Regions from separate parts of the Homo sapiens genome. Here region 1 is linked to region 2. The links are chromatin contacts, found by Hi-C or POLR2A ChIA-PET in ENCODE. All regions are on one chromosome and are shown on one strand. Each heading gives the region's core, a stretch centred on a gene start or an enhancer-like site at or near the end of the contact. The rest is flanking DNA. Distances are from core to core; before and after follow the strand shown. Region 1 overlaps SLC27A1 (solute carrier family 27 member 1). Region 2 overlaps UNC13A (unc-13 homolog A).

Region 1 (6,090 bases), core at 3,107-5,606, 120 kb after region 2:
TAATTTCTGAACCCAAATAAATGTATGCTCTTGTTTTCTCCTTGTGTCCTTATTAAACATCACCTTTAGAGATTCTGTCCTGTTTTTTTTTTTTTTTTTTTTTTGAGATGGAGTTGTGCTCTCTCACCCAGTCTGGAGTGCAGTGGCGCGATCTCGGCTCACTGCAACCTCCACTTCCCGGGTTCAAACGATTCTCCTGCCTCAGCCTCCCGGGTAGCTGGGACTACAGGTGCCCGCCACCATGCATGGCTAATTGTTTTTGTAGAGATGGGGTTTCACCATGTTGGCCAGGCTGGTCTTGAACTCCTGACCTGAGGTGATCCACCTGCCTCGACTTCCCAAAGTGCTGGGATTACAGGCGTGAGCCGCCGCGCCCGGCCCTGTCCTCTATTTTTCTTTTTTTTTTTTTGAGATGGAGTCTCACTCTGTCGCCCAGGCTGGAGTGCAGTGGCACAGTCTCAGCTCACTGCAACCTCCACCTCCTGGGTTCACAGGATTCTCCTGCCTCAGCCTCCCAAATAGCTGGGACTACAGGTGCCCACCACCGCACCTGGCTAATTTCCCATCCTCTATTTCTTTCTTTTTTTTTTTAAGACGGAGTTTCGCTCTCGTTGCCCAGGCTGGAGTGCAATGGCACAATCTCGGCTCTCACTGCAACTTCCACCTCCCGGGTTCAAGCAATTCTCCTGCCTCAGCCTCCTGAGTAGCTGGGATTACAGGCATGTGCCACCACGCCCTGCTAATTTTTGTATTTTTAGTAGAGATGGGGTTTCTCCATGTTGGTCAGGCTGGTCTCAAACTCCAGACCTCAGGTGATCCACCCGCCTCGGCCTCCCAAAGTGCTGGGATTACAGGCGTAAGACACTGCGCCCGGCCCCGTCCTCTATTTCTTTTTCTTTTTTTTTTTTTTTTTTTGAGATGGAGTCTCACTCTTGTCACCCAGGCTGGAGTGCAGTGGTGCGATCTCGGCTCACTGCAACCTCCACCTCCTGGGTTCACAGGATTCTCCCGCCTCAGCCTCCCAAATAACTGGGACTATAGGCGCCCACCATGCCTAGCTAATTTCCCATCCTCTATTTCTTAAAAAGCCTCTCAATGTTCACTGTGTGCCTTATTTGACACAGAAATTCCACTTCTAGGAAACTGACAGAATGAGCTTCCAAGGCCCAGGAGACAGTAAGTAGTAACCAATGCAAGATGGTGTGTCAAGGACAAAGAGAGACCATCAGACATGACGGGCTTCCCAGTGGGAGGACACCACACCACCCATAAGGAATCTTTGCCAAAAAAGTTGAGTTTGAAGCCGATAAAATATATAGACCAGCGATTCTCAAGCGGGGACCATTCTGTCCCCCAGGGACACTTAGCAACATCTAGACACATTTTTTTAATTGTCACAACTTGGGGGAAGGGGACTGCTACTGGCATCTGGTGCAGGGAGGCCAGGGATGTTGCTAAATATATGCTACAATGCACAGGACACGTCCCACCCCAGGGAATGATCCAGCCCCAAATGTTAAGAGTCAAACCTGTTCTGGACACTATCTCAATTTCTGTAATAAATAAATTCCAAGAGGGAAGAGAGACAGACAGAAAGAGAAAAGGCACCTACAGATGAAATATTTTCTTTTCTTTTCTTTTCTTTTTTTTATTTTTTTGAGATAGGGGCTTGCTCTGTTGCCCAGGCTAGAGTACACTGGCACAATCACGGCTGACAGCAGCCTTGACCTCCTGGGCTCAAGCAATCCTCCCACCTCAGCCTCCCAAGCAGCTGGGACTACAGGCACAAACCACCACAACCAGCTAGATTTTCAATTTTTTTGTAGAGATGAGGGACTCACTATGTTGCCCAGGCTGGTCTACAACTCTTGGGCTCAAGCGATCCTCCCGCCTCGGCTTCCCAAAGTGCTGGGATTACAGGCATGAGCCATTGCGCTCAGCCAAGAATTCTTACAAGACACATCAACCAGTCATAATGCTGGTTGTGTATTTAATTATGGAAATAAGAAAAAACACATTTTTGACATTGTGAGACAGAATTGAGCCACTGCCCAGATTCCTGATGACACTGAGATATCACTGTCACTTAAAAACAATGCTTACCAGACACAAAAGGCGACAGTGTCTGACTCCATTGATCTGAAATGTCCAGAACAGGCAAATCATAGAGGCAGGAAGCAGAATAGTGGTTGCCAGGGGCTGGGGGTGGAGGGATGGGGAGTAACTGGGGATGGGATTTCCTTTGGGGGGCATGAGAATGTTCTGGATCTAGATAGACATGGTGATTGTACATTGTGAATGCCACCAAATTACTGACTTTTTTTTTTTTTAAAGATGGAATCTCACTCTGTCACCCAGACTGGAGTGCAGTGGCCCGATCTCAGCTCACTGCAGCCTCCGCTTCCCAGGTTCAAGCGATTCTCCTGCCTCAGCCTTCCAGGCAGCTGGGATTACAGGTGTGTATCATCATGCCCGGCCAAATTTTTTTTTTTTTTTTTTTTGAGATGGAGTCTCACTCTGTCACGCCCAGGCTGGAGTGCAGTGGTGCAATCTTGGCTCACTGCAACCTCTGCCTCCCGGGTTCAAGCGATTCTTCCGCCTCAGTCTCCCGAGTAGCTGGGATTACAGGCACCAACCACCACGCCAGGCTACATTTCTGTATTTTTAGTAGAGACAGGGTTTCACCCTGTTGGCCAGGCTGGTCTCAAACTCCTGACCTCAAGTGATCTGCCCATCTCAGCCTCCCGAAGTACAGGGATTACAGGCGTGAGCCACTGTGCCTGGCCAAATTTTTCACTTTAATATGGCTAATTTATATGAATTTCACTTTAATTTGAAAAAACAAGTACTCATCTTTCAAAGGTTATAGTGAAACAGCTACACAGGAAACATGATGCCGTCTGAGGGATGCTTTATGCCATCACCGAGGGGAGGATGTGGGGAGGTGGGGAGGGGCAGGACAGGGTATCTGATAGCCTCTGGGTCCAGCTGAGGGGTGCACCAGAACTCTCTATACTTTTCTGTCCACTTTTATGTGTATTTGCTACTCTCTGTAATTTTTTTTAAAAGATAATTTTGGGCTGGGTACAGTGGCTCATGCCTGTAATCCCAGCACTTTGGGAGTCCGAGGTGGGTGGATTGCTTGAACCCAGGAGTTTGAGACCAGCCTGGGCAACATGGCGAAACCTCTTCTCTACAAAAAAAATTCAAAAGTGGGCCAGGCGTGGTGGTGCGCACCTGTAGTCCCAGCTACTTGGGAGGCCAATGCTGGAAGATCACTTGAGCCCAGGAGGTCAAAGCTGCAGTGAGCCATGATAGCGCCACTGCACTCCAGTCTGGGCAACAGAGTGAGATCCTGTCTCAAAAAATAATAATAATAATAAAAATATACTTTTGCATTTCAACATGCAGATTAGTAATTTTCCCAAGACCCTCCAAACAGAACCAAAACTCCTCAAAAGCGAAGCCAAGCACAGCTGTGGACCTTGTGGTATACCCCAAGATGCTCAGCCCAGAGCCCCCAACCCCTGCTCAGCTGTGTGACCTGGCCTGAATCTCTCTGGGCCCCATCTGTCCAATCTGCATCTGCCAACTTGCCACAGTCCCTGGACAACCTCTCACCCAATCCTTCCCAGTCAGCCTTGCTATTCCCTCCGGGCTCCATACCTGTTTCCTGTACCTCCCGCCTGTATTTCCTGTATCCTGCCCCACATTACAGCACTGAAACCCTCAGCCTGGTCTCCTCTCACTGTGGAGGGGAAAGAAGAATTCCTGTTCTTAACCTCTGCCTGCTCTCCTCTCCGGGACAGCAGATGCCTCCACCTCCGCCTCACGCGTTCCTCACCTGGAAGCCCCAGACTCATCGCCCTTCCCATCCCAGGGTCTCAATTCCCTACAGTCAGCAGCAGGGAAGACCCACAGGGCACAAGGCATGGGGAAGGCATTGCCTTAAGGAGCTCAGGCACCCTGGGCCCAATCCTAGCCGCATTACAAGCCTTAGTTTCCCCAGCTGCAAAATGGGTCCACCCTCCAAAGTTATAGGATTGCATTGAGTTTACACGTGGAGGGTTTAGCTCTGGTCTGGACACAGAGCAGGTACTCAGGAAACACTACTTGCCCTCTCTGTCCCCATCCTGAACAGCCATTCCTTAAGCCCCGCTCCCCACCCCACCCCTAGAGACGGGGGAGCAGGTTGCGCCAGCAGGTGGACAGGAGGGCGCACATAAGGGAGTTAAGGGAATAGAGCCTGGTCGGGGGGCGGGGCCTGGCTGGGAGAGGACGGGACCTGACCAGGAGGAGGTGGGGCTTTGCTGGGAGGTACGGGGCCTCACCGGGAGGAGGTGGGGCCTGATTGGGAGGGGGTGAGGCCTGGCTGGGAGGGGCGGGGTCTAGACAGAACAGGGCAGGGCCTGACCGTGCAGTTGTACTTGATGCAGTCGTCCCAGAAGCGGCTGGCCGAGAATTTCTTGCGGAGGACGACTGTCAGCCCATAGATGAGACACTGCCCCACGCCGATGATGTTTCCTGCAGAGGGTGGCCTTGGTAAGGGGTCCCCCGCCCCCACCCACCATTCCCTACCCAGGCCGTAGTACCTGCCGAGTGGTACAGGGGCAGGCAGTCATAGAGCACGTCAGCCGCCTGCATGCGGTAGGCGTGGTGGCCGAAGGCTGCCATGCGGTAGTACCTGCAGGGGGAGGGGGAGCCGGGAGGGCAGAGGCTGGGACCTAAATCCCCCAGGGTACAGGCATGGGGAAGCATGCTGCATGTGGACCCAGGCAAAGCCAGCCCAGTTCGCATGAGTTCACAGGCTGGCAGGAAGGAAACACGCAACCAACAATTGTTGGTGGTGTTAGGTGTCACGAGGGATATAATAGGGTCAAGGGGCATAGAGGGGCTGATGGTAATGCAGCCAGGGGGGTTGGGGGATCCTGTCTAGGGAGGTGAAGTGTGATCCGAGACCTAGCAAGAAAGAGCTGTGGGGGCGAGCTATGGAAGAGTGCCCAGGCACAGCACATGTGAGGGCCCTGAGGCCGGAAGGAGTGTATGGGTTTGAAGAGTTTGGGGGGCTGAGGAGGAGTGAGTACGGGGTGAAGGGGAGGAAAATGACATCAGGGAAGTGGCAGAAGCCACCCAAACTGAGAGAGGGTTTTTGTTTGTTATTTGTTTCTTTTTTTGAGAGGGAGTCTTGCTGTATCATCCAGGCTGGAGTGCAGTGGCGGGATCTCAGCTCACTGCAACCTCCGCCTCTGGGTTCAAGCGATTCTCCTGCCTCAGCCTCCCGAGTAGCTGGGATTACAGTCATGTGCCACCACGCCCAGCTAATTTTTGTATTTTTAGTAGAGACAGGGTTTCGCCACGTTGGCCAGGACGGTCTCGAACTCCTGACGTCAAGTGACCCGCCTGCCTCAGCCTCCCAAAGTGTTGGGGTTACAGGCGTAAGCCACCACGCCTAGCCCGAGAGAGGGTTTTATTCTGAGGGTCACGGTAGATGCAGGGAGGTCTGGGACAGGGGAGGTCTGATTTAGGATTTTCAAACCTCCTGTAGCTGCTGACAGGAGCTGGGCCATCGTGGGTGGAGGAGAGAGTGGGGGGAGCAGGAGGAGCCCGAGGAGGGGCTGGCACAGGTCCAGATGGGGGGCATGGAAAAAAGTAGACAGATGGAGAGGACGGGTTTTGCTGGTGGGATGGATGTGGTGAACAGGTGGGGGGATGAGAGGGGCCCCAGAGTAGTGGGCACAGGGCAACCGGGTCCCAAGATGGGTGTGAAAATGGGTGTGATGCCTTTGTCCAGCCCCAAGCAGTTATGAGGGTTGCAATGAGTTTACACGTGGAGGGCTTGGCCCTGGTCTGGACACAGAGCAAGTGCTCAGGAAACACCAGCTGCCCTCTCTGTCCCCAGGGTAACATGGAGATGCCCACAGGAGCTGAGGGGCAGGTCAGGCTGGCAAGATAGCCTGGGTCACTCTCAGCGGCTGAGGGCATTATGCCTGTGGGCCCCTCACCTGCTGTGCACGACAATGGCAGCCTTGGGCAGCCCGGTGGTCCCCGACGTGTAGATGTAGAAAAGACGATCTGCAGGAGATACAGGTG
Region 2 (5,533 bases), core at 654-3,153:
GGAGGTGGAGGCTGCAATGACCCAAGATGGCGCTACTGCAGTCCAGCCTGGGCTACAGAGTGAGACTCAAAAAAATAAAAAATACAGAAATTAGCCGGGTGTGGTGGCAGGCGCTTGTAATCCCAGCTACTCCAGAGGGTGAGGGGTACGAGAATCGCTTGAACCCAGGAGGCACAGGTTGCAGTGAGCCATGATTGTACCACGGCACTCCAGCCTGGGCGACAGAGCAAGACTCTGCCTCAAAAAAAAAAAAAAAAAAAAAGTCTGTTCACGGGGGTAGATGGATGGTGGTGGTTAGCAAGGGTAGAGTTGGGGTCATCCGGGGTAGATCCTTGGGTCGAGTGTCAGCCTCACAGAGCACTGGGGCAGGGCAATGTTGTTGGATGTTCTTAGGAGACAGAAGTGCAGAAGAAAGTAGTCCCAGCTACCTGGGAGGCTGGGGCAGGAAGATCGCTTGAGCTCAGGAGTTTAAGGCTGCAATGAGCTATGATTGTGCCACTGCACTCCAGCCTGGGTGACCGACATAGCGAGACCCTGTCTTTAAAAAAACAAAAAACTATGGGCCAGGCGCGGTGGCTGACGCTTGTAATTCCAACACTTTGGGAGGCCAAGGCAGTGGATCACCTGAGGTTAGGAGTTCGAGACCAGCGTGGCCAACATGGTGAGACCCCCCCCCCCGCCACCCCCATCTGTACTAAAAACACAAAAAATCAGCCCGGTGTGGTGGTGCATGCCTGTAATCCCAGCTACTAGGGAGGCTGAGGCAGAAGAATCGTTTGAACCCGGGAGACAGAGGTTGCAGTGAGCCGCGATTGTGCCACTGCACTCCAGCCTGGGTGACAGAGGGAGATGCCCACTCAAAAAATAAAAATAAATAAAAATAAATAAAAATGCACAGGGGTAAGGGTAAATCAGAGCTGGTTAGCTGGTATTATCTAGGGGGCCTGGGAGCTCTTATGGGACAAGATTGAAGCCAGTTCCATGTCGTGTCAGCACAGGGCTCTTGGTCAGAAGGTTTTGGGGCGATTGGCCCCTTTAGGGGATACTCAGGAGGAGAAGCATGGTCTAGTGGGAGGTCAGATGTCAGCCAGGGTGGGCCGGAGTACTTCAGGGATAGAGGTACAACCTGGGAGGTGGACAAGAGGGAGAAGCTGGGCGTGACCCTGTAGGAGGGGCTCTTATCCAGCTGGCGTCAGGGCAGGTCACTGGGACTGCTTAGGGGCAGGAGCACAGGTGAGGGGCATGCGGGAGGCGGTGTCACCCATGGTGAGGCACCAGGGCAGGCTCATGTCTGGAGGGCATCTTGGAAGTAAGAGGGGTGGGCTGGGGGTGTGGGGGGCTGGGGAAAGGGCCACGTCGTGGGTCTAGAGGAGAGCCTGGTTAAAGAGCTTCTGGGTGGGACATTAGGGGCAGGGCCGTGCGGGCAGCAGTTCAGCCGGCAGAGGGCACAGGCGCGGGTATCTCAGGGTGGGAGCATGGCCTTGCAGGGCGGTGTCTGAGGGGCGGGAGCTGGATGTAAAACTATGCGGTCATTTTTCGGTGGGTGGAAAAATGGGAAGAACAGGCGTGGGCGTGGCCCAGCTCGGGGTCAGCTGCTGTGGGCGCGGCCAAGCACAGGGTTGTAGGTCAAGTAACGGGGCAGGGGCGGGGCTAGCGTAGCGTGGGAGGTGACAGGTGTGGGCACCCCGGTGTGGGCGTGGCCCGCAAATGCGGTGGGGACGGGGCCGTGGGCGGGGCATCACAGTAGGTGTGGCCTGTCTCACGTTCCGCCCCTCCCCACGCAGCACGCTGAGCGCCGACGCGGGTCCCGAGTGCTATGAGCTGCAGGTGTGCGTCAAGGACTACTGCTTCGCGCGCGAGGACCGCACGGTGGGGCTGGCCGTGCTGCAGCTGCGTGAGCTGGCCCAGCGCGGGAGCGCCGCCTGCTGGCTGCCGCTCGGCCGCCGCATCCACATGGACGACACGGGCCTCACGGTGCTGCGAATCCTCTCGCAGCGCAGCAACGACGAGGTGGCCAAGGAGTTCGTGAAGCTCAAGTCGGACACGCGCTCCGCCGAGGAGGGCGGTGCCGCGCCTGCGCCTTAGCGCGGGCGGTCGGCCGAGCGGCACTGCGCCTGCGCGGAGGGCGCTGGGCGGGGAGGGACGGGGCTTGCGCCTTGGTGGGACCTCCCCAGGGGCGGGGCTCGGGGGGCTCCACGCCAAGGGTGGGCTGCGCCTACGCCCTTGACTCAGCTTTCCCTTTTGGGGAATTAGGAATGGAGGATGCCCCGCCCTCTCGGGAGGCCACGCCCAAGGGCGCGACGAAGGAAGGAGCCACATCCCCAACTTGAGGCCACGCCCCCAGCACCTAGGGGGCATTTTGAGCTGGGATGGGGGAAACCTCGTCCCTATGGAGGAGGCCACATCCCGGGGCTCTGGTACCGGGAGGCACCACCTCATGTCCCCTGGAAAAGCCATAAGATGGGACCCAGACCCCTGGGACCCCAGACCAATTGCCAAGTATGGAAATCTCAGCTCCCTCGAGGGGGGGCCCTGGGCAAGGGGTAGGGCTCTCTGGAGCGCCCCTCTAGGTGGCCTGGGGACTGGAGGGACCAGGATGCTGGTTGGAGGGCCCCGGAATACCGGAGTCCCTTTAGATATTTGTGCAAAAAATAAATGGGGGGAGGGGGGAGGATGGGATTTCAAAAGCACATGCGCCCTTGGGCGCCCAAACCCTGGGGGCCGAGGGGACGGCTCTGGTTCCCCACGCTGCCCCTACTTCCCTTTGGGAGTTTGCCTCTCCCTCTCCCCCAACAAACCCAGTCCTCATATCATAGAGTTCAACACACCCATTTGACAGATGGCAAAACTGAGGCTTAAAGAGCTGCTTGAGACTTGGCCAAGGTTCCAGGTGCCATACCCTCTGTGCCCCTCCCTTAGGCCTGTGTGCCCCATGGAAGGGTGGGCTGAGATCGGGATGACCTGACACAGCTCCCTATTGCTGCTAATTCCCCCTCGGCCTCCTCCAAGGGGTGGGAATTCCAGGCCAAGACCCCTACTTCGCCTTTCCTTCTCCGGCTGCCAAGCAGGACCTTTGCCCTCAGCCCTTTCTCCTGGGATCTCCATGGGGGATGCCATGAGGGCCTCCCACCACAAAAGAGAATTTGGGATCCCCTGGTCCCAGGTTTCTCCATCCCTTCTTCCTTTTCCAGAATTTTCCAAATAGGAAAGAACAGAAGGAGACCAGAAACTCTAGGGGGGAGAAAGAGAATGAGAGAAAGAGAATGAGAGAGAGAGAAACACAAACACAGTGACACAGTGAGAGCTTAGTCTCCAAGAGCCTATTCATTGATTCAAACACCCAAGCCACAGGATACCTCAGATGGCCCTCTTGCCAGCTGGAAGCTCTTTCTCCAATGAGCAAAGTTACAGTGACCTGGCTGGAGTTACCTGGTGCACATAGGACCTTAGGGGAAAGTTCAGCGTGGACTACACTTGCTCTGGGATCTGCTTTTCCACATGTGTGTATGGCACGCCTTTTTCTGCTGGATTGGGAAGGACAAGATTTTGCTGTGCTAGGGAGAAATGAAAACGGGGTGAGCTGAGTAGCTGGGTTTCTGGAGGATAGAACATCAGATGGGGAGGCTTTCCGAGGTGAAGAATGAGAGGGAACCACTTACTAGAGAGAAAAGAGCTCCAGGCCTGGGGAACAGCACGTGCGAAGGCCAGGAGAGAAGAACTGTTGAAACAACGAGAAGGGTGGCACGGCTGGAGCTGAGCCAGCAAGGGGGATCGTGAGGAGCCTTGGGGTTGGGGAGATCTGCAGAAGCATCAGACCAGGCAGGGCCTCGTACGCAGTCCTGAGGAGTTTTACTTTTATTCTAAGACAGTTGGGGAGCTCCAGGAGCTGTTTTAAGTTGGGGAGAGACTGGATTCCAGCCTGCAAAAGCTGTTTTGTGAAGACTAAAACCAGTGAGGAGAGGTGGAGGTGCTTTGGGGACACTGAAATGGATTCTTGGAAAGATTCTGAAGGCTGTGTTGAAAAGACACCTATAGCTGTGGGGACATGACTATAATCCCAGCATTTGGGGAGACCGAGGCTGGCAGATCACTTAAGGTCAGGAGTTTGAGACCAGCCTGGCCAACATGGCGAAACCCCATCTCTGCTAAAAATACAAAAATTAGCTGGGTGCAGTGGTGCATGCCTGTAGTCCCAGCTACTCAGGAGACTGAGGCGGGAGAATTGTTTGAACCCTGGAGGCAGAGGTTGTAGTGAGTCGTGATCACACAACTGCACTCCAGCCTGGGCAACAGAACAATACTCCATTCCCTCCCCTCTACCCCACCAAAAAAAAAAAAAAATCCTGCCCTTAGATGAGCTCTAGGGCTGCTGAGTACAGTTGTCCCAGTTGCACAGTGCCCAAGGGTTTGGCATTGCTAAGAAGGCCACGTGCAAATCCTAGATATTGAGTGTTGTATGTTTGTGACGTTGGTTTCCCGACATGTGAATGGCCCAAGTGTCTGGAAGAAGTGGCGCCACTTTCTAATTTGCTTGGAGATGTTGCATGTCCCTTAAATTCAGACAGGTGCAGGTAACTGGAGGTTCTGAACCAAAGGTTAAAATGCAAATTCTCATACAGGGTTGGGAAGTTGTAGCCAGGGATAAGCTTATGTGACTGTTATATGGACTGAGGAGCAGATGTGAATTTCGAACCATGACATGGCTGAGGGTAGGGGTCGGGTGGATGGATGATTCAGGGTTGTAACCCATAGAGCCCAAAGGGGAAGTGATCTGTGACCTGGGGTGAGGGTGATCTGGAAGATTTTTGGATGGCTGGAAAGAAATGGGGAAGTCGAGCTGCCTGAGAGAGCCAAGTTATTTCCCAAAAGATTCCTTAGGAGTCTTTCTGTTCAAGACCTCCGTGTGTGTGTGTGTGTGTTTAGGGTTCCCCAGCAATGGCCCAGGCATGTGAAGGAAACAAGCTTCTTCAGGGAATATTTGTTGAATGAGTTTTCCTGACTCCCAGGCTAGAACTGTTTTTGCAATTTCCACCCTCTTTTCTTTCCCCCAGAGAACTCCTATTCGTCCTTCAAAACCCATCACGGAAACCCCTCTTGGAGAAAACCCTCCTTCCTTCCCCTCAGGACTTTCCCAGCCACCGTCTCTCCTCCAGTCCAGCCTGATGCCATGGGACTGGGGGTTTCTCTGTCCAGCTCTGTTTCTCCCAGACTGGGGTCTGAGGACTCTCAGGACCCCCAACTTTACCTAGCACAGGCTGGGCACAAGTGGGTGACAGGGAGTCTACGCCTAGTGGAATTATGTATTGGGGCAGGGTCAGTGTGAGAATACACATCCGCATGCATGTCTGTCCATGTCTGTCCGTACCAACCTTCCCCTTCCACACGGACCTGGGCACATAGGAGGTGTCTGAGCCTGACACATGGGACAGAGAGTGGACATGGCTGAGACACGGACAGAGAAAAGACAAGGAGTCCAGGGGGCTGAAAGCCTTTTGAAATCAGGAAGTTCCTGTATTGGCAGAACAAAGCCCAG

Evidence for each region. A loop is a pair of places that touch in the nucleus more often than their neighbours do. ChIA-PET counts read pairs that join two places held with the same protein, here RNA polymerase II (POLR2A). Pooled maps may share reads with other maps.
Region 1: a loop to region 2 is called in a pooled map, with 3 times the contacts of the local background. The contact joins two enhancer-like sites. A Hi-C loop is called at or near these places in 1 of 37 single-sample maps with no recorded cell type and 10 of 50 pooled maps. POLR2A ChIA-PET finds 5 or more read pairs at or near these places in 4 of 52 experiments (CD4-positive, alpha-beta memory T cell, Caco-2, WTC11 and 1 more).

Annotation. Positions count from the first base shown.
Region 1 is chr19:17,487,442-17,493,531 of GRCh38, reverse strand. It overlaps SLC27A1 (solute carrier family 27 member 1), which reads right to left. Exons shown (of 12, transcript NM_198580.3): 4 at 6,003-6,072; 5 at 4,593-4,684; 6 at 4,415-4,524. It overlaps PGLS-DT (PGLS divergent transcript), which reads left to right. Exons shown (of 3, transcript NR_147835.1): 2 at 2,335-2,456; 3 at 4,437-4,542. Among named protein-coding and RNA genes, the nearest start is that of SLC27A1, 20 kb to the right of the region's middle. RefSeq lists silencers at 4,219-4,382, 4,190-4,409 and an enhancer at 4,490-4,539. Within about 2 kb of position 4,356, at least 10 of the 41 ENCODE cell types and tissues checked have a DNase peak (open chromatin) inside an H3K27ac peak, as active enhancers do.
Region 2 is chr19:17,602,606-17,608,138 of GRCh38, reverse strand. It overlaps UNC13A (unc-13 homolog A), which reads left to right. Exons shown (of 44, transcript NM_001080421.3): 44 at 1,785-5,533. The coding sequence ends at 2,085. Among named protein-coding and RNA genes, the nearest start is that of COLGALT1, 50 kb to the right of the region's middle. RefSeq lists silencers at 1,479-1,698, 2,069-2,328 and enhancers at 1,413-2,317, 2,318-3,222. Within about 2 kb of position 1,903, at least 21 of the 41 ENCODE cell types and tissues checked have a DNase peak (open chromatin) inside an H3K27ac peak, as active enhancers do.